Regions from separate parts of the Homo sapiens genome. Here all the other regions are linked to region 3. The links are chromatin loops, found by intact Hi-C in ENCODE. Cell type or tissue: GM12878. All regions are shown on one strand.

Evidence for each region. Hi-C counts contacts between places; a loop is a spot of excess contacts. Peaks named below come from ENCODE experiments on the same cell type or tissue, not always from the same donor. Only the 100,000 strongest peaks of a DNase experiment are listed, where the experiment ranks them.
Region 1: a loop joins it to region 3, with 4 times the contacts of the local background. A loop is called at or near these places in 4 of 110 quality-filtered maps.
Region 2: it touches region 3 in a loop (2.7-fold over the local background); 2 of 110 quality-filtered maps call a loop at or near these places.
Region 4: a loop joins it to region 3, with 4 times the contacts of the local background. A loop is called at or near these places in 12 of 110 quality-filtered maps.
Region 5: it touches region 3 in a loop (4-fold over the local background); 2 of 110 quality-filtered maps call a loop at or near these places.

The regions. Positions count from the first base shown.
Region 1 is chr11:96,110,967-96,114,966 of GRCh38, forward strand. The region is part of intron 1 of MAML2 (mastermind like transcriptional coactivator 2); the gene reads right to left. Among named protein-coding and RNA genes, the nearest start is that of MTMR2, 190 kb to the left of the region's middle. In GM12878, no CTCF peak of the experiment used is centred here; a DNase peak (open chromatin) is centred at 1,975; H3K4me3 peaks cover 503 bases; H3K27ac peaks cover 3,110 bases.
Region 2 is chr11:96,074,288-96,078,287 of GRCh38, forward strand. The region is part of intron 2 of MAML2 (mastermind like transcriptional coactivator 2); the gene reads right to left. Among named protein-coding and RNA genes, the nearest start is that of MTMR2, 150 kb to the left of the region's middle. RefSeq lists a silencer at 1,588-1,647. In GM12878, no CTCF peak of the experiment used is centred here; a DNase peak (open chromatin) is centred at 1,534; H3K4me3 peaks cover 867 bases; H3K27ac peaks cover 2,538 bases.
Region 3 is chr11:96,010,439-96,014,438 of GRCh38, forward strand. All of the region lies in intron 2 of MAML2 (mastermind like transcriptional coactivator 2), which reads right to left. Among named protein-coding and RNA genes, the nearest start is that of MTMR2, 88 kb to the left of the region's middle. RefSeq lists an enhancer at 1,599-2,202. In GM12878, a CTCF peak has its summit at 1,744; DNase peaks (open chromatin) are centred at 1,883 and 3,923; H3K4me3 peaks cover 342 bases; H3K27ac peaks cover 1,271 bases.
Region 4 is chr11:96,241,654-96,245,653 of GRCh38, forward strand. The region is part of intron 1 of MAML2 (mastermind like transcriptional coactivator 2); the gene reads right to left. Among named protein-coding and RNA genes, the nearest start is that of MIR1260B, 98 kb to the right of the region's middle. RefSeq lists an enhancer at 1,894-2,043. In GM12878, no CTCF peak of the experiment used is centred here; a DNase peak (open chromatin) is centred at 1,798; H3K4me3 peaks cover 1,832 bases; H3K27ac peaks cover 2,451 bases.
Region 5 is chr11:96,186,940-96,190,939 of GRCh38, forward strand. All of the region lies in intron 1 of MAML2 (mastermind like transcriptional coactivator 2), which reads right to left. Among named protein-coding and RNA genes, the nearest start is that of MIR1260B, 150 kb to the right of the region's middle. RefSeq lists an enhancer at 921-980. In GM12878, no CTCF peak of the experiment used is centred here; DNase peaks (open chromatin) are centred at 1,822 and 2,663; H3K4me3 peaks cover 494 bases; H3K27ac peaks cover 3,892 bases.

The DNA.
Region 1 (4,000 bases), 100 kb after region 3:
TCTAATAAAGTTTGATCTTTGGATGCCTATCATGTATTATCAAGCCTATCATTTTCTCCATCAAAGAAAATATAGTCAGAGGTCAGAAAATAAGGGAGTGGGGAGGGGTAGTGGGAAGGACAGAGCAATCCAACAACCCTTGATCCATCTCTGCATCAATTGAGACCATTCTCCACTATCTGTGCTCACATAGTAAGCACACATCATTTTATTTCTTGCTTTTGCTTCCCATCATATTTTTAAACTTTCAATATCATTAAGTAACACCCTTTTTTCCTCCATGATAGCTAGTGTCACAGGTGCTTTTTTCCTCCTTTTTATTATTTTTGGCAGCAGAGAGATTTTTTTTCTCTCCCATTGACCTGTACCTATTCCTAGCAAATTCACTGCTTCATGACAAGCGCCAACAGTCATACGCAGATGCAATTTATCTTTGCGCGCAGCTGGTCTGTGTGCATGTGTGTCTGTGTGAGTGTTCTTCTTTCCCATTGTTTGACTCCTTTTAACTCCACTCAGATCTCTCTAATCACAGTTTGGAATTCACCTGAATTTCCCTGCTGGGAGAGCTGAAAAAGCTGACATCAAGTTGCTAAGACCACAGCTCTGAAAAGGAAATGGCACATCTTTATTGGTGGAACACATTAAAAGATGTGAATGTGAGGTTTTTAAGTAAGATGCTGCATACGCATAACCTCTAGGTGCTTGACAGTGACATTGTCCCACATGTTGGCCATCTCCTCCATAATTAAAGAAAAGCTTTGAAAAAAGAATACAAGTGTTTGATTTTCACACTAAAACATTATTCTGGGAATTCAGAGCCCACAGCTGGCTATGCCCAATCCAAAGCATGGAAATTGTTCACACAAATCTTTTCATGAGGTTGAGGGAGACTTCAGCATTCCAGCTATATTCTGCTCTGAGGGAAACATTTTAATTTCTTTTGATTTCTTATGTGTCCATTCACAAGGTTAGTTTTCTTTTTTTCTAAAAAAAAAAGAAAGTTGCTATAGTAACAATCATCTATCACAGGGCCCCTACTTGAGTACTTACAAATGCTGCTCGTTAAACAAGCAGATCCTTGTGCCACGTGGAAGGCCAGAGAGAAACATCAGTATATCAAGATTGTCAAAGATTAAATGGTGAAAATAAAAGATTTTTAAAAATGGAAACAGAAGCATCAGTGGATGCTTCCATCGGATAGGGCACTCTATACATAACACAGCTATTTCTCTACCACAAGGCCAACCAAACAATTTCATAGTGATCAGACTTGACAGGGCCTTGAAGAAAGCAATTAAGAGGAAATGGGCTTAGGCCATTCCCAAAGACAGTCTGATGTCTGGTTTTTGCTCAAAACTCAGCAGCCATGTTGTGTGGCATGAAGCATGACCTGGGGCAGTGTCCATCTCAGGAGCATGGCCTCGGGCCTGCCTCTCAGAGGCCCTGGAGTGAAAGCAGGGCTCCGCCCAAGAACCTGTGTACATCCATTTCCTTTTCCTGGGAGTAGCTGGACTAAAATGCCTGAGCCGCTGGGTATGCTTCTTGACTTACACAAATGTCACCAGGAGTATTTGTGTGAAGATCATTTCAGTCTACGAAGTACTAACAGGATATAAAAAGCCATCACAGAACCAGAAGGAGACCATTCTTCCCTCCCCTCTGATTCTACTTTCTAGGTAAGAGGAGGATAGGCCTCTGACCTCCCACTCTTGCCCCAACTTCACCTTCTGTGATTATGTGTCTGATATCTATGCATTAGCCATCCCTTTCTTCCATAAGCCTATTAATTTGAAAGAATAACTGATAATACAGGCTTGATTGACTCATTACTTTTTGTGATATAAGGAACATAGGTGGCTTAATTGAAAGTGTTTTCAGAAAGAAACAGAAAAAGAAAGGCAAGAAAGAAAGTGTGAGGGCCACTTGGTCAACTGCTGAGAAGAAACACTGGGGTTTCCCTTTCTGGTTGTGGGCTAAGCAAAAGTTCGCCCTCTGCACTATGGGCTCTCTCTGCATTTGAGTCACAGAAAATCAGTGAGCAAAAAGGCAACAATACAGAAATATGTTTGGCTTCATCTTTTATGAACAATCTGAATTCAGTTTGCATTTTGCAGGGCAAAAAAAAAGGATAGTTTTTCTAGAAAATAGATGGGAAGGAGGAAGAGGAGGAGGAAAATAGAACCCAATAGAAAAGTCTTTAAAAGACAAAAAAAAAAAAAAAAAACTTTGAGGCTTTCTTTTTCTTAGCGACAAGCTAGGGCTACTCACATTTAATCATGCTGTTCAAAAGGAAGCATATTGTGCCAAAATTTCCATGAGGAAAATTTCACTGCCTTGCATTGTTTTATTTCAGACTGCTCTTTACTTTGAGTCTGTATTTTCAAATTCTTTCTTTGAATATTTATGCCCTTAGGCAGACATATTAACTCATTTTACATTGAGAATCTCATTACATCAAGTAAAAATCCTAAGCCTGATAAAATGATTTACCCCCTCAATTTAACTTTTATTTTAGTCTCCCACCAGCTTCCCTGAAGTAGATTTGCTGCCAAGCTATAATACTATTTTAGACTGAGTCATCCAAGCACACTGAACAGCTTTTACTCTGCTCCTAATGTTTCTCCATCCCCGTTGTTTGAAAAAAAAAAAAAAGAAAAGAAAAAAAAGAGAAAGGAACGTGTTTTTCTATGGGTTTGCATTTGAAATGGTTACGAATGATGAAAAAGAAAAATAGGAGGCTTTAATCCAGGGTGTTTGGCCCCTAGGGAACATAGACTACTCTCTCCCCCATCTCTTAACTCCCTAAAGGGGGCATGTAGTGCTATACATTTTTAAGCTCTACTGAGGCCTTGAAACCACTGAAAGCATATGAAGGCGGTTGTATAAGTTTAAGTACACAATGCTTCATTTATTCATGGAGAGAATTTGAAGTCATTCATAGAGAGTGTGGTTGAAAACACCTACTGGAAAAATTAAAAATAAAAATAAAAATAAAACATTTGATGAAGCCCCGCTCTAGGAAACTGACATACCATCTCCAGAGTTGGAGAATTTGAAGAAAAAAAAAATCAGGGAAACAGGCCTTGGTTTTTTAAACATCTAATTTAATTATCTTTAATTTGTTAAATTTTTTTCAAAGACAGAGTCTTGCTACATTGCCTAGGCTGGTCTTGAACTCCTGACCTCAAGTGATCCTCCTACCTTGGCCTCCCAAAGTGCTGGGATTACAGGCATGAGCCATCATGCCTGGCCCCAGGAATCATGTCTTCTGAGGGAAATCCTGACCATTCCTTGATGGTTCAGACTTTGCTATGGGCAAAAATATTCCAGACTGAGAAAGGTACCAAGAGTCTTGGTGAGAAATCAGTCTAGAGGTACCAGATTTCAGTTTCTGTCACCTAATTTCATCGTTTGATCCTAATCTCCTTAGCTCTTGTTCCTTCTCACTCCCTCTTCCCTCCCCACTCAGAACCTCAGTTTGAAATGAATTCATGCAAATCCACCCCACCTATCTCTGCTTTTGCAAGTCCCACTTTACAGCCTCTGGCTTCTGTAGCTTGTGATCTCACATACTCACACCCTCCCTAGACTCTTAGTGATTTATATTGTTGGCTGTGCTGATGGGAAAGCCCAAAATATTTTTGGAAATAAAGAAGTAGCATCTAAAGTTTCACCAGAGAGGCTCTCACCATGAAAGGGAATTGTGAATACTGAAAAGTGTTGCCGGCCTCCCTCCTTTCTGAACTCCTTGAGAACTGGTTAAATGGCAGACTTGAGGGCCCCACATAGGTGTCTTTGTCAGTAGAAAAGGCTCAGGCCCCATCTGCTGAGCTACCATGGCAAGGATTAAGTATACCTGGAATGTGGAACAGAGCCAAGAACTCTGATCCCAATAGGCAAAGAAATAAACAGGAGTAGGGAGGGTGGAGAGGGAAGAGGTGAGCTGGCTGGGATCAAAAAGACTGTTGTCAAGATCTCTAGTGAGGCAGAGGCAGCCGGT
Region 2 (4,000 bases), 64 kb after region 3:
AGATTCTCAAAATACAGCAGGTGTGTGAAGGACAGTATATGCTGTACCTAACAAGTTCAAAGAGTTACCCAGAAACTATTGTCATGTTGTTTTCTGTTTATCAAACTCTTATTTGCAGTCTTTTTGGTCACATGAGAGTTTCATCAGATATCTGCAAGATGTAATTTCTCTCCCAAAACCCCAAGGAAATGCTATCAAAAGATTCATGTCTTCAATAGATTCTATTCTTGGAGAGGTTAATATGGAGGAAAGATCCATGGTCAGTCCACATTTTGTGCAGATGACGATGGCGGCGCAAAGCCACCTGAAGTCATTCACCTTTGCAACTGCATTTGGATTCTATATTGTCTGCATCAGGCATGGAGACGCCCACCGGCTGCTGTGAGAGGAATAAAAGGAGTACTGACAAACGTCATCATACAAAAAAGGTTTCAAATCATTTTTGACACCAGAATAAAAGTTAGATTCCTGTGTCTGTCTGAGATTTCGAGTTATCTTTCTAAATGGCTCTCTAATCGCATCAGCAAACCCTCAGGGAAGAGCCTTCACTTCCTTTCTGTTGTCTGTTAAGCCAAGCACACCCAGAGTGGTCAATAAATAATACTGTGGGAGTACTGGAGGGCAGGGAGTGGTGTTGCATATTTTGCTTTTGATTTTTCCTCTGGAAAAAAAGATGAATTAAGTGACAGAGTGGCAAAAGGAGTAGGCAACAAAGAAACATAGCCGGAAACTTGAGCGTGACTCTTAATTTCACTCTTTTTAGAGCTTTAATGCAAATCCAATTATGTATTTGCTTTCAGTTCTGAAGGTGAGAAATTCGAGGTTAGACATCACAAAGCTAATACATAGATTCCCTAGAGAGGATATTGATAATATTTCATGTTTTCCTCCTGACATAATATTCCCCCAAGTGAAATCCATTGCCTATTATTATTGATACTGTGCTATCCTGGTAGCAAACTTGAAATGTAAGGAAATAGGATTCTGTTCATTATTTCTTACCAGTAAAATTAATGAATCAGAGAAGAAGCTAATGTAGGTCTGTTTTATCACTAAGGTGCTCAGAAGTTCAACCTTCCTTTTGTTCTCCTTTAGAGAAGCTGTACTTACAAGCATTGCAAAGTCTGACAAATTGTATGGTGTCTATTATTATCTGTCTGTCTCCTTCCCAGACAGGGCAGGGATTCTATCTTCTCTATTTTCATACCCTCCAAGACCTAACACAAGCCAATAATATTCCATCAACCATCGAACACATATTTAAGTGCCTACAGAGTGCTAGGGAGTGTGCTGGGTGCTGGGGACTGAAAGAGGGAAGACAGATAATTCTGGAAGGTATAATGTAAAAGAAGAGAAGAGCTGAGCTAGGGGAAGTCGGGTGGGGGTGGATTTGTCTGAGTGGCTTCCCAAAGGAAGTGATGTTTAAGGGGAAACCTGACTGATGAATAGGAGTTTCCCCAAGTTCTCTTTTTCTTTGTCTTTTCAGGTTACTGGAAAAGCTAGTGAGGTTTGTGGCTGGTATCATACTGTTTAATGTGTCATCTGCTACCATGGTCAATGTGACTCTTACTAATCGGCATTCAGATAGCGCCTTGCATATTGATTGTATGCTAATACATTTGAGCCAGTTGGCCTTGCTATGTGACATTCTCATGCTTCCCCAAACGTGAACACTGAAGTGAACCTTGGGTGGCCCTGCTTTGTGGATCACATATCTCCCACATCTCTACTTTCAGAATAAATTTGTTAATACATTCTCCTCTCTCCTGCAAGGCCTAGATAGAAGAAACTCTTAATTTAAAATATTACAACAGAAAGTTATTCTGCCTTTTGCCAAGAGGTGTGATCCTCATAGTCGTTTGAAATATCATCAAGCTGAGTCTCACAGATGCTCAGGGGTGAAAGAAATATGTGTAAAACCTGGAGGTATGAATGGTGTGCATCATGTATTGTATGCATGAGCAGAAACACCAGCCTTGGAGAGAAACACCAGCTTTGGAGAGACACACCAACCTTGGAGAGACACACCAGCTCCCCTCTTACTCTGTTTACTGTTTTCTTTCTGTGAAATTTAAAATTGATTCCATGTGTACTATAATGCAAGCAATGGGGCAAGGCTGCTCTCTTTTGTCTCTCTCTCTCTCTCACACACACACACACACACACACACACACACACACACACACAGCCCTTCAGAGCTGCCTGCTTAACTTCTCACAGCAACTTCCTCCACTCGGATGGGCTGTGGTCCCTGAGGGAAGCCTCGGCATCTGAATTTGGCAGGGAATCCCATTCCCATGGAAGTCAGGGCTGCCCTCACTCCCAAGGAACAGCCTGGGGAGGTTCTCACACATTTGCCTCTGGCTTCACTACAGAATATGTACACTCAAAGGGGACAATAGAGGGGTCTCCCACACCCCACAACTCATGCAGACCCACAGACAGTTGGGAACGTCTTGCTCTGAATATGAGGAAAATGAGATCTATGTGAATCTTCACCAGGCCACAGCTCATACTTCTTGCTGCTGTCTATAAATGAATGTTAGCAGCACTTTACATATCAAAATTGTCCAAGTGGGACCTGACCTTTGGGCCTTTGGATCCATGTTGCATTCATAGCCATTTAGATCTGACCCCATTTCAAGTGTTCAGAAAAATGAGAAACAATTTTACAATAGCAAAATTGGGCCCTCCAACCCTTCCCCACAAAATTGAATGAAATACAAGGAGGAAAAACAAATGGAGATATTTGTGAGAATGACTGACTTCCTTCTGCAAACAGAAATGGGCAAGTTATCAGAGTTAAAATTGCCTTATAAAGTATCTTTATACAGCAGAAGAGATCATCAGAAATGCATTTTTTGGCTCAAATTTCCTTTTATTTCTCCCTTGGGATCTCTCTTTCTGACTTTTTACCCCAACTCTCTCTCTCTTTTTTTTTTTTTTTTTTTTAAAGACAGTCTCGCTCTGTCACCCAGGCTGGAGTGCAGTGGTGCGATCTAGGCTCACTGCAACCTCTGCCTTCTGGGTTCAAGTGATTTTCCTGCCCCAGCCTCCCAAGCAGTTGGGACTACAGGCATACGCCACCATGCCCAGCTAATTTTTGTATTTTTGGTAGAGACAGGGTTTCACTATGTTGGCCAGGCTGGTCTTGAACTCCTGACCTCAAGTCATCCACCCGCCTCAGCCTCCCAAAGTACTGGGATTACAGGCATGAGCCACCGCAACTGGCCTACCCCATCTTTTTTACTCTCTTTCTGGCTTTGCCAATGTAGGCAGTTTCAATTTCATTATATATGTGGGTCGAAACTTTATTTTAGGAATAATCTTGGATGTAAGACTACTACTGCTTTTTCAGAAGCAAACCATTTTGTGGACTGTACTCAGAAATGCAAAACACAGCCTCATCCACTGAGTCCTGCCTCCCAGGTCTGATGTGGAGTCCACAGTACAGGATGGGGAAGACTCTGGGTGTGGCTGCAGCGGTGGTGGGCCCTGCCTTGCCTGGTGCTCTTTTTATAGGCTATAGAAATACAACTGATGACTCAAAACTATTATATCTTGATAAATGAAATAAACAAAATTCAGTCCCTAACACTGGTGTGGATGGGCATTTGGGCAGTACCTACACTGTAAATGTCCATGCTATAAAGAACCCCTGGGAATGAAGAGCTCTGTGCTCCCTCCCAGGTGTTCTTCTGGCCAGTCTCCTTTTCTGTCTTCCCCTGGTCTGAAGGATTGTTCCTCTCTTCTATGAGAGTGCAGCTGAAAATGCTCATAGTCTCTCCATTTCGAACCTGGAGCCAGGCTGAGGTGGATGCCCCTTCTCTGTGGTTTCCATAGCAAAGTGCTCTGTGCACATCTGGGACTTACATTTCTCTCTTGTCCTGCAATTTTCCATTTCACTAAATAGATTGTATTTCTCATTCCACCACCATGCCTGGCTCAATCAGTGTACACTGAACACATCTCTTCTTTTTAAAAGAATGTAATATTCTAG
Region 3 (4,000 bases):
TGGGTTAGACAGAATCACTTCTGGGATCAAGTGGAACATTCATAGTTACCTGTAGACCAGGTAGGGGCATAGGATGCTGACAGAGGCTACATTTTAGATTTCTTGAGGTACAAACAGTCCCTACTCAACTTCCCTGATTACAATGTAGATGAGTTAAGAATAGTGGCGAATGAAAAAAGAGAGAACAATAGAGACACATAGTATTTTGAACCAAAAAGTTATATACAGATGTAAAACACAAGAAAAGTTGCTTCATGCAGACACATCAAAAAACTATAGCAGATTGCATTTGTTAGAAAGAGAGAGAAAGAGAGACAGAGAAATATTTTTGCCTGGGGATAGTAAGCATAATCTGAGAATATCACTAACAGTTTTAGTTGTTCTATATTAGTACTTTCATATAAGTATATATTTTAAAAGTAATTTCATGATGATGCAATTATGTTTAGAAGAAATTCAGAGTTTTATAAGGTCACTTTAATCCAGAAAAATATTCTTTAAAGTTTAAAAATACTGTTTTTTTCCTCCTTTAAAATGTTCCATTGATATTTTATTGCAGTAAAATATTCAAAAATGGTTATGCTTACTATTTCTCATCAGTCAGAATGGCTCTTATTAAAAAGTCAAAATATAATACATGTTGATGAGGTTGCAGAGAAAAGGGAATGCTTATGCACTGCTGGTGGGAATTGTAGTTCAGCCACTGTGGAAAGCAGTTTGGAGATTTCTCAAGGAACTAAAAATAGAACTACCATTTGACCCAGCAATTCTATTACTGAGTATCTACCTTAAAGGAAAATAAGTCATTCTACCAAAAAGCCACCTGCACTTATATGTTCATTGCAACACTGTTTACAAAAGCAAAGACATGGAACCAACCAAGGTATCTACCAATGTTGAATTAGTAAGAAAATATGGTACATATACACCATGAAATACTACATAGCCATAAAAAAGAATTAAATCACGTCCTTTTGTAGCAACATGGATGCAGCTGGAGGCCATTCTTGTAAGTGAATGAACACAGAAAGAAAAACCAAATACCATATGTTCTCACTTATAAGTGAGAGCTAAACATTGAGTACACATGGACATAAAGCTGGGAACAACAGACACTGGGGACTCCAAAAGGGGGAGGGTGGGAGAGAGGCTGGGGCAGACAAAGTACCCATTGGGTACTATGTTCACTATTTGGGTGACGGGATCAATAGAAGCCCAAACCTCATCATCATGCAATATAACCATGGAGCAAATCTGCACATGTACCCCTTGAATCTAAAAACAAGCAAACAAAAAAATGGTTATATAAAAGTCTGCAAGCTGTAATCAATGACAGAATAAATGGAATTTTTTTTCTTAGCCTTTAGGAAAATGCCAAGACATATTCCCACCTCTCACATGAGTTGGTGGTTTAAGAATTTGGTTTGCAAAACACAATTTAATATTTTATTTATAGAAGTCAAGAGAAATGGTAACAATTTAAAATTTTGATTCTTGAATATCTGTGCTTGTTAAAAAGAAAAGGTGTGTGGGTGTGTTGAAGGGTTTTTATTCCATTACTACCATAAAATCTACTTTTATTTACGTCTTTTAGAATCAAACTTTTAAAACATTTGCTAAAATTTCATAAATCTCATATGCCAAAATTCAGCTGAGCCAAACTCTTAGTTACCTGTTCTCCGTTTTTGAGCTGCAGTAGCATTTGGTAAACAGAATGCCCAGAACCTCCTCTGAAAGCACCACTAGCAGGCACTGTGAGAGCATTTTCATTCAAGTTCATTCGACTTGGGCAAAAAGAGAACAGCGGCTTACATCAACTGAGGATCAGTGAACACAATCTCATAGCAACAGACACCAAAACAGTCCCTCATTACAAGCCTTGTCCAACAATCAAGTCTTTAACGAGAACAAAGGTTGACAGTGATTAATCATTAAGCGGTTCCCTGTTCCTTGCTGCACGTGTTCACAGCAGCCTCCTACAGAGGCAGTCTGGCATATTTCCTGTCTCTGTGCTCCACTGTGCCATGTCTGAAGGGACGCCCAGGCAGCCTTCTCACTATTTTAATTTCAAATGCTACAAACATCTACAGAGTCTCTATGTGCACATGTCTTGACTTTTATTCTGAGCCTGGCAGACTCTGAATGGATATAGGGAGTATGAACATAATAAGCCGTTAACTCCACATCTGCTTACTAGATTATGTTCAAAGACAGTATAAGAAATTGATTAAACACTGTTTTCTAGAATAAACCTTTGAAATCTGTTTGTTTCCTTAAGCAACACAATGATAAGTTGCTATAATTTAGTTGTGCAGTGAACAGAAGATACCTTCACTACTGTTTCTACATAAAAATAGCTTCTGTGTTGTCAAAGCACCATGCTTTGACAAGCAACAAAAACATTTTCAGAAACCTCTTTCAAATAATTCTGTTTCACAAGGCAACAGAATTATAAAGTCAACTAATGCTGCCACCATTTTATTCAATGTTCCCTTTTCCTGTGTCTTTTTTATGACCTGTCTGGGCATTATCTATCTTAGTTGGTCATGCAATAGCATATGTATTCACCTTAACAGACTAACTTGGAGGGTTTTTATTTTCTCTCTTTCAACATGTACATTTCACTGATGACCATGTTGCCTGTAAACTGCTAGGAGCTCAGGTGAAAAGAGAGAGTTATGAGATACAGATTTCTGAGAGGTGAGGGGCAAGGGTTAATTGAAATTTTTAAAATGATCAAGGGAAGTAGGTTATGTATCAACAAACATATTGTTTTTCCAATAACAAATGTCACATTTAAGAACAACAAAATGAGATAACCCTAAGCATTCTTTGTATCTATTCACTTCTCTCTTCAAAGTAATCAGAATTAAGTAATGTGAGGTCTCCAGTAGCTCATGTAGTAGATTATAACTAGTCCATCTACAATATAAAAGCTAAAGTATAAAATCCAACCACAAAGTGATACAGGACTGCTAGGAAGGGAAGAGTGTGGTCCCTTTAAATGACATGGAATGGGGGAAGCAAAGTACTGGGTAGAGAAAGGCAGGTCCCTGGCAAGGGCTCCACTCCAACGACCTAGGTGAGGACAGGCACTTCCTGCCCAAATGTTGCATTTCCCAAGACCACCTGGGCCTGCCACAACCCCATCCTGGGCCTATAAAAACCCCAGACCCTAGCAGTAGACACAAAGGCAGCCAGACGTCGAGAGGAGCACACTGGCAGAGGAGCACACGCACAAGCACTGGCGCCTGCAGGCCGTCAGCAGGACACTGGCGGGACGAGGTGGGGCTGTTGGAGGAGAGCCAGGGCCACCGAGCAGCCCACCTCCAGGGAAAGAGCATCTTCCTTCTGGTTCCTCCATCTGCTGAGAGCTACTTCCACTAAATAAAACTTTGCATTCTTTCTTCAAGCCCACGTGTGATCTGATTCTTCCTGTACACCAAGGCAGGAACCCAGGATACAGAAAGCCCTCTGTCCTTGTGATAAGGAAGGGGATCTAATTGAGCTGGTTAACACAAGCCACCTATAGACAGCAAACTAAGAGAGCACGCTGTAACACATGCCCACTGGGGCTTCAGGAGCCGTAAACATTCACCCCTAGACATGGCCGTGGGGTCGCAGCCCCACAGCCTGCCTGTATGTATGCTCCCTTAGAGGTTTGATCAGCGGGGCACTGATGAAGCGAGCCACTTCCCCATCTCACACCCTGCGAGGGGGACAAGGGAATCTTTCTTGTCTCAAAAGTATAAAATATGCAATTCTCCCAGTATACTCAGCATTTTAGTATACAGCTGCAGTTTCTTTAAACTGAGTATATTCACTGAGGAATGGGAAATGACAATGCCACTCTACGAACAAAAAGACTACCTTATTATTGGTAACTAGGCTCTCCACAGGGATCCTTGCGACAGGGATGACACAGTGGTTGTTGACTCACATTAATATCAAAGCAGCCTGAGAGGAAACCACATTCAGAAAATGAACTTAACCACAGCCT
Region 4 (4,000 bases), 230 kb after region 3:
TTTGTTGCCAGAGTGAGTGTCCCTGGGACAGTGTTGATTGCGGAAGTCAACAGAGGAGGAGAATTTAAGTCCTCCACTTCCTGCTGGGCTCTCATAAAACGATGCAAACCAATGGGCCCTTGGTTTGTTTTAGGTTAGACTTGTGGAAGTTTTCGAAATTCTAGTTTTGCTCTGTTCAATCATTTTAGAAAATATCTAAGTATCGTTCTGGTTTGAATTAGTTTGTTTGGTCTATTTTTGAACATATTTTGCTTCAGTTACAACATTAATATTTGGGTTTTATTCAGTTCAGGGTTCAGCAAATTAGCAAAATTACAGCTTTGGGTTATGGTTACTTGTTATATATCTTTGCATGAGAGCCCATGCAAGTGTGATTGGAGCAGAAAGCTAAGGTTCATCACAACCATGGCCACTAGAGCTTTCTATGATCCAAGGAAGTTAATTCACTTTTTTACTTTGTTTCTCAAGAGGATTCAACAATGCAAGCACCAAACCAAGTGGATGCCCCTCTTTCTGTTGCTTGGTTTAAAATTAAAACCCTTGATGAATAAAGTGATTTATTTCATATTATATTTATGAAAAGGTAGAGCACTCTCAATGTTTTGAGTATTCCTGAAACTGTTTACTTAATTATACAATGAGAAACAAGACAGGAAAAAACTTCATAAAAATCACTAGGGATTTTAAAAAAATGCCCATGTACTCTTATTTTGCAATGGCTCTGGTTGTGAAATCATCAGACTGAAAAATACTGGAGGAGTGGTGAGGGTGGATTTTAGTGACAAGATTTCCTTAAGGCTGTAAATAAACCAGATTCAGTAAGAGAAACAGAGATGGCAGTTTTCATCATAAAAGGGGGAAAACATTTTCCAGTTGAATTATAGGTACAGCACAAAACAGTTGTTCCGTTTTTAAAAACTTTAGTTTCTGCAGGCTGAAACAGAGCATTTCATTTGGCTCAGTTCATGAAAGCCATCTGCACCTGCTCACGAAACAGCTTAAAGAGAAAAAAAAAGTGTGCACCAAGGATTTTAACTTACACAGACAATAAGGGATAGACTCTGGCACTCAAGCACTGAAAAAGCAGGAGCATGATAAAGGGGAAAGGATCATAATTTTATGAAGTGCCAATAAATAATAACCCCAAATCAGCTTACAGCATCACTTAGGTTTACCTGTGGAAGCTACACTTGCCTGTTCTGGTTGCATGTTTAAAAGTTAAGCAATTAAACCTCAATTATATAGGTTTTTCTTTTATGTAGCCTAGGGTTGAATGCATTACTGGCAGGAAACTTTAGCTCATGAATTCAATCAAAAATCCTTTCATTTGTCAGAACTGCTTCCTGCTGCCTCCTTTAAACATCTGCTTCTCCAGTTCAGGGACACACACACACACACATACACATACACACACACCCCCTCTTTGTTAAAATAATAAGCAATCTACCAACTTCCCTTGCAAAAGTTACATTCTCTCTTACACACACACACACTTGTTCCCAGTAGAGTTTATTTAATGTGTCTTTTATAGCTTCCTTGTCCTTCTCTCTTCCTTTCCGCTTTTAAATTCTGGAAAACCTCAAGCTGACAAAAGAAGACATTTTAAAAATGCGAGGATAAGGCCCGGCCGGCCTCCAGACCAATGAGAAGGAAGCAGAGCAAGGAGGCGGGGGAGGCGGGGTTGGCTGTCGGGAATTGCCTGCACTCCTTAAACGGCAGGCACTTCCTGCTAGAGGAGGCCAGCTCTGAACAGACAGAAATCGGGTGGAAAGCTAGCAGGAGGCGTTGCTCAAGTTCAAAACAATCTGTGCGTGTCCAGGCACGCGCGGAGCCAGACCCCAGCCGCGCGGCTCAGACCTCGCGAGAGCCATCACCTGAGAAATCCACAGCCTTTTCTCATCAGGCTTAGACTGTTTTTCCCATACCTCCAAGAAGGAAGACCCACATGTTAAAACTATGAGAAAAGCTGAAAGTGCCTTCTGAACAGTCATCCTTCTTTTTCTTTTTTTTTTTTTTTTGAGACGGAGTCTCGCTTTGTCGCCCAGGCTGGAGTGCAGTGGCGCGATGTTGTCTCACTGCAAGCTCCGCCTCCCAGGTTCATGCCATTCTCCTGCCTCAGCCTTCCGAGTAGCTGGGACTACAGGCGCACGCCACCACGCCTGGCTAATTTTTTGTATTTTTAGTAGAGAAAGGGTTTCACCGTGTTAGTCAGGATGGTTTGTCGTGATCCGCCCATCTTGGCCTCCCAAAGTGCTGGGATTACTGGCGTGAGCCACCGCGCCCGGCCCAGTCATCCTTCTTTAACCACGACATAGGTACTCAGGTCCGCTGGCCTTCCTCTGCACTGATGGACTTTTCTTTGTGAAACTGATTCAGAGGCGGACCTCAAGTGGCTTATTCCTTCGCCTAAAAATCGTGCTGCTTTTTCCTCTAGTGAAGTCTGGAGTACAAATTAATAAAAACTTGGGGCTGTGCGGCCTAATGGCTCAAACCGTGTTCCAGATGTTTTGAAATATTATTACCCCTTTTGAGAGCCTCAGTGTCTCCCTGGAGGGTAAGACATCTGCCTTAAGGGCACTTACCAAGAAACTACAAACATTTGACTGCACACAACAATGGTATCTTAATAAGACAAGGTGCTTAATACAACTGGCTGCCCTATTATGACGTGTAAGAACGTTTTCATATGTAAGCTATGCTTGCAATTCTATAAGTAGATAAGGAAGCTTGTGGTTGTTACACTTCTAATATATGGATAGAAGAGCTTAAACTCTAATGATTAGAAAATTACTGGTATTCTGAAGTGTATTACAATCAATGCATTCATGATATCTACACGTTGTAATTATTCATCCTTAAATTAAAAATGGTTTATATGGTTATAGCCATATATATCGATTATTGTTTTATTATATTAATAATAGCTAACATTTCTGAGCACTATGTGCCAATTATAACACAAAGTTCTTTACATGCATTATTTCATTTCACCCCTACGACTCTACAGAACTATGATTACATTGAAGAAACAGAGGTTTGTATCATTCATTTGCTATAGGCCAGGGAGTGAGTTAACAAAGCTGTGACTTGAACCCAGCACCTGGACTCTCAGAGCAATCACACACTATTCAACCATCCACCCATTCATCCATCTATCCGTCTGTCTGTCCATCCATGCATCCAATCACCCACACACCCATGCCATCCAACATGAAATGTGTATTATTTGGAAAGACACAGTCATAAGATGTGCACAAAATACTTAAAAAAAGGATCTATTTTGTCCACCTGAAACAAAAGGAACATGCTGTATCTTAAAATGTCAGATGTTAGATGTGAGATTATACATCCATACTGAACTGTAGAAACAATGAATAATACAAGCAAAACCAAAAAAGCCAATGCAACTGATATCAACAAGAAATTCAATACTCCTCTGACATACAAAATATAATACTCAGTGTATCTCTCAAAAGACAATTTTTCTTTGAATTTTCCAAATAATTTGCAAAAATTAATTCAGGGAGCCTTCAGGAAAGTGCCTTCCGAACAGTCATCCTTCTTTTTTTTTTTTTTTTTTTCCAAAACAAAACATGCTTAGCATGCACACTTTTACCACTTTTTTCGAGTGGAAAGTTTATTGGCAATATTAAATTTCACCCTAGATAGGATATGAGAATGTTTTGATAAATCACAATTTATAGTATATTAATGCCATGTGAGAATTTTGTTTCCCAAGTAAGAGCTCACATGGAACTTGGTCATTAAACCTTAAAGAAACCTTTCTCACATATCTATAGGCCTCAAATTGAAATAATCTATAAATGAATTTGTAGATTTCTTTTTAGTTTAATTCCTGAGTATACAGGGCAAAAGCTTATATCCTTTATATAAACTTCTGCTTTGGTCTAAAACTGATATATCTTCACGTTGAGGTTTCATCTGAAATGCACCACGTTTGCTGACTTGCTTCAATATGAATTTGTATGGCTATGAAATT
Region 5 (4,000 bases), 180 kb after region 3:
TGAATTCAAAGACACAAGTTTCACTCATTTTAAAATTGTGACTCAAACAAATGTGAATAGTGCCTAGAGGCTTCCTTGCTACTGAACTGTGGTCCATTTTTTGAACATTCCTGGTGCCCTGAGTAATGTACCTTTAACCTTATTTGAAATTCCCAGTATCTTCAGTGGGTGTCTGAGGGGTCTTTCTTACCTCTGTGAATCAAGTTGTCTCTGCACATTCATTTGGATACTTTCTCCCCATCTTTTTTAGAAGCTAAGTGTGATAGCTAAATGAGATAACATATAAAATGTGGCACATAGCAGATGATTAATAAAAGCCACTGTTATTCCAGATTGCTGGTTTTCTCAGACTTTCAAATTAACTCATTACCTAGATGCCAAAAGAAATATATTTGGTATTTTCTTGACACTTAGTAGGTATTCTAGAAATATTTTATTTTAAACAGATGAATGAATAAACAAAAGAATTGAGGTATAAACGTAGCTTCACTTAAGGAATCACTGCTGATCCTATCCCAGGTTGTCTTGGAAGTAAATGCTTGAACTCCCAGCATCATTTATCCAAAGTGAGTAAGAAGTTTTAAACAGGCCGGGTGCGGTGGCTCACGCCTGTAATGCCAGCACTTTGGGAGGCCGAGGGTGGTGGATCACAAGGTCAGAAGATGGAGACCATCTTGGCCAACATCTCTAGTAAAAATACAAAAATTAGCTGGGCATGGTGGCATGTGACTGGAACCCCAGCTACTCGGGAGGCTGAGGCAGGAGAATCGCTTGAACCAGGGAGGCAGAGGTTGCAGTGAGCCGAGATCGTGCCACTGCACTCCAGCCTGGCGACAGAGTGAAACTCTGTCTCAAAAAAAAAAAAAAAGTTTTAAATAACTGTCGTGTTTAGGAATGTCCACCTATTACTGTTCTTCTCCTCTGCTCTGATATTTTTCACTCCAGTCTATGGACTAAGCACTCCAGAAGAGGTGTCTGCTTCTGACTCCAGCACTGTGCATACTGATTCATTCGGCTGGCATTTGGCCTGGCCTTCATGTGGCAGAGGTATCTTTGGCCTATGGTTAAATGGAGTTGTCCCTCTGATGTTTCTGACTTGGCAATGAAATCTCAGTAACCAGAATCATCACTACAGCACCCTGCTATTTAATCTTTGCTGGAAAGTGATGAAAACAGACCTCACTTGTATGAGAACTCTTAGGTTTAGTGAAAGCAATGTGAGAAGTCGCCAAGTTTGTGCTTTGAAACAAGCACATGTTTGAAACCTTAGGTTTCTTTTTCTTAAGCTTTCCCAAGTTGGAAGCTTATAACACAGACATGAAAGTCTGATTTAAGCAGTTCCTATAACCTTTCTAATTTCAGATTTTAAAACTGCTTTTGCTTGAATAGAAAATGGAAAGCCAACACATCTCTCTCTACCCCCATCCTTCCCTGAATAACCTAGATACTTAAGCAATCCTTCCCTTCCCTGGGGCTGTGACTGTAGAGTATTATTTTATTGACTCATAATTAAGAACTTCTGATGAGAAAACCAGTCAACAGAGAAAAATGGCTTGGGGGTCCCACAAGCAAAGAGAAAGCCTGTATGTCCCTATTATGGCAAGTACAACAGGCAGGAATGAGGAGATCTTACAAAAGAAAATCTTTTTGAAAACGTTAAGTCCTTTAAAAAATGAACTTTATGTCCTTTTTGAGGAAGTCAGTTTTTTTTTTTCCTTTCCCATAATGTAATGAAAACGTGAGTGGTAGTTTGAGCTGCTGTAAGATTCAGGGAGTGTATGAGAGAGTGAAATTGTGTGTGGGAGGGGACTGACAATGGAAAGTTGGTGGTGAACACAGAGTGTGGGCAGAAGGAAAAAAGCACATGTGAAACATCTCTGAAAGGAAGTGTCACAGGAAAAACTTTTGAGGCAGCATTCTATGGGGCTGGTCAGAGCACCACCAAAGCTGCTGTGCATTTGTTCAACATTAAAAAAAAAATTCTGCTAAACAAATAAGCAAAAGATTTCAAATGTCCAAAGAGCCACTGAGGAGAAACCATTACTCTTTTAACTGAACAAATATTCCTGGAATTCAGTCACATCTTATTAGTAAAGAGAAGCTTCTAGCTCAATGCTAGAAACTGTTTTGTTTTTTTTTTTCTATATCTGGTTCCACTCATGGAAATGACCACCTCTGCACCCATTATTCACCGGCCATATCTAGTTTAATACAAGAGGTGATTTGCCTCTTGGTGCCTTGAGGTATGATTTGATGAGAGTTTGGTAATGCATATAAAATGGATTTCCATTATCCAATTATAGCCAATAGGACCTAATCTGACTTCTCTGAACAATTTTTTAAACAAGTAGCCATTTTGTATGGCACAAGTTTCGTGCTTATAATTTACTTCCTAGGAAATCTTTATGTATTAATGTAGTGTTTTTACATACCAATAGTTACTCCTAGAAGAGAATAGACTTTTAAGACTCATTTAAAGTGGATGCTTTGAATTCTCCATTTGAAATACCTGAAATAAGCTTAAACACTATTGCGGGATAGACTAGAAAGAAAAGTAGTCTCTTACCACTATGACTAATTTCAGGTAACTGAAAATCTACAGCTTTGAAACTGCAGCACTACTAGTTAATTTGCAACAGCAAATCTGTTTTTCTTCTGACAGATTTACTCATTCATGTCATGTTTCATTATATTCATTCTGTGGACATACAACATAAGCTATTAGAATGTGAAATCTACTTGCTACTTTGTTTGTTGGGCATTTTGTTTTGGTTGTTTAGATCTGATTGTAGGTGTCCTTGCTGAAATATTCAGGAACATCTGTGGGAAGCTAATTCTTCATTCAGAAAAGAATCCATCACAAGAGGAAATAGCTTTAAAAACTGGAACTGGGATACTTATATTTTTATTCAGTTGGCTTAATTTATTATTCTAAAATATTGAAGAGGACTAAAAGAATTTTTCTTCTAAAGTTCAGAGCCAAAGAATCTAGGATTGTATATGGCTGAAGTTAAAAGTAGGTGTCACTAGATGACACAAAGATAAAAAAAATCTTAATTCCTATTTTTTTACTCCCTTTTTCAAGGAATGATTTCACACTGAAAATTTGTTAAGAGGAAACTTTAAAAGCCAACATGGATGAAGACATGTTAATAGAGCACTGAATTTTTAGTTTTAGTGATGAACATGGAGTCTGCAATATCCTAGTATACAAAATGTGGACATTTGATGTGAGGTGAGGTTTTTGGGGAGAGATTGATGGTGGATATACATGTGTTAGGCACTGATCCAGACTTCTTAGGCATTACCTCATTTAATCCACCCAACAGCCCTAGAAAGGAAGTACTGTTGCAGATGAGGGGATCTGTTCATGAGAAAGTTTAATGAACTTGTCCCAGGGAAGGTTAATGAGGGGAAGAATGAAATTTTGAAATCAAGGTTTACTGGCCCACAGAATCCATGATGTTACTAGCCACCTCTTTTAGATGGATTTGTAATGAGTTATACATCCATATCTACAGCCAATCCATGAAAGAATGACAAACCACAGGTCACTTATGGTAAGGCAGGGAGCTGATGTCTCCCAGTCTTACAGAAGACTTTGTGTTGATGACTTAGTGAAATTTATGAACGCATGCAGAATAAATTTATCAATTACCTGGAACTGGGGCCAATAAAAATATTTGGGGTAACAATCAGGATAGAAATGATCTCAACAAACTGAAACTATGAGCCAGCCCTAAAGAGATGACATTTAACGGGGATAAATGTAAATCCCTCTTCATGGACATAAAATATCAGTTGTACAAAATGAGCAGAATTGGAGAGAAGTGATCTAGCAGGGGGTCTCATGTGTAAAAACATTTAATGTAACTCAAGTTATCAAATTTTTACTGAGGGCCTATTGTGAAAGAGACAATGGGGTACAGGGAGTTTTAGCTGACAGTAATTTCAATACTAGTCAATCAATGTAGCTGCCAAAACAATTAATGTAATCTGA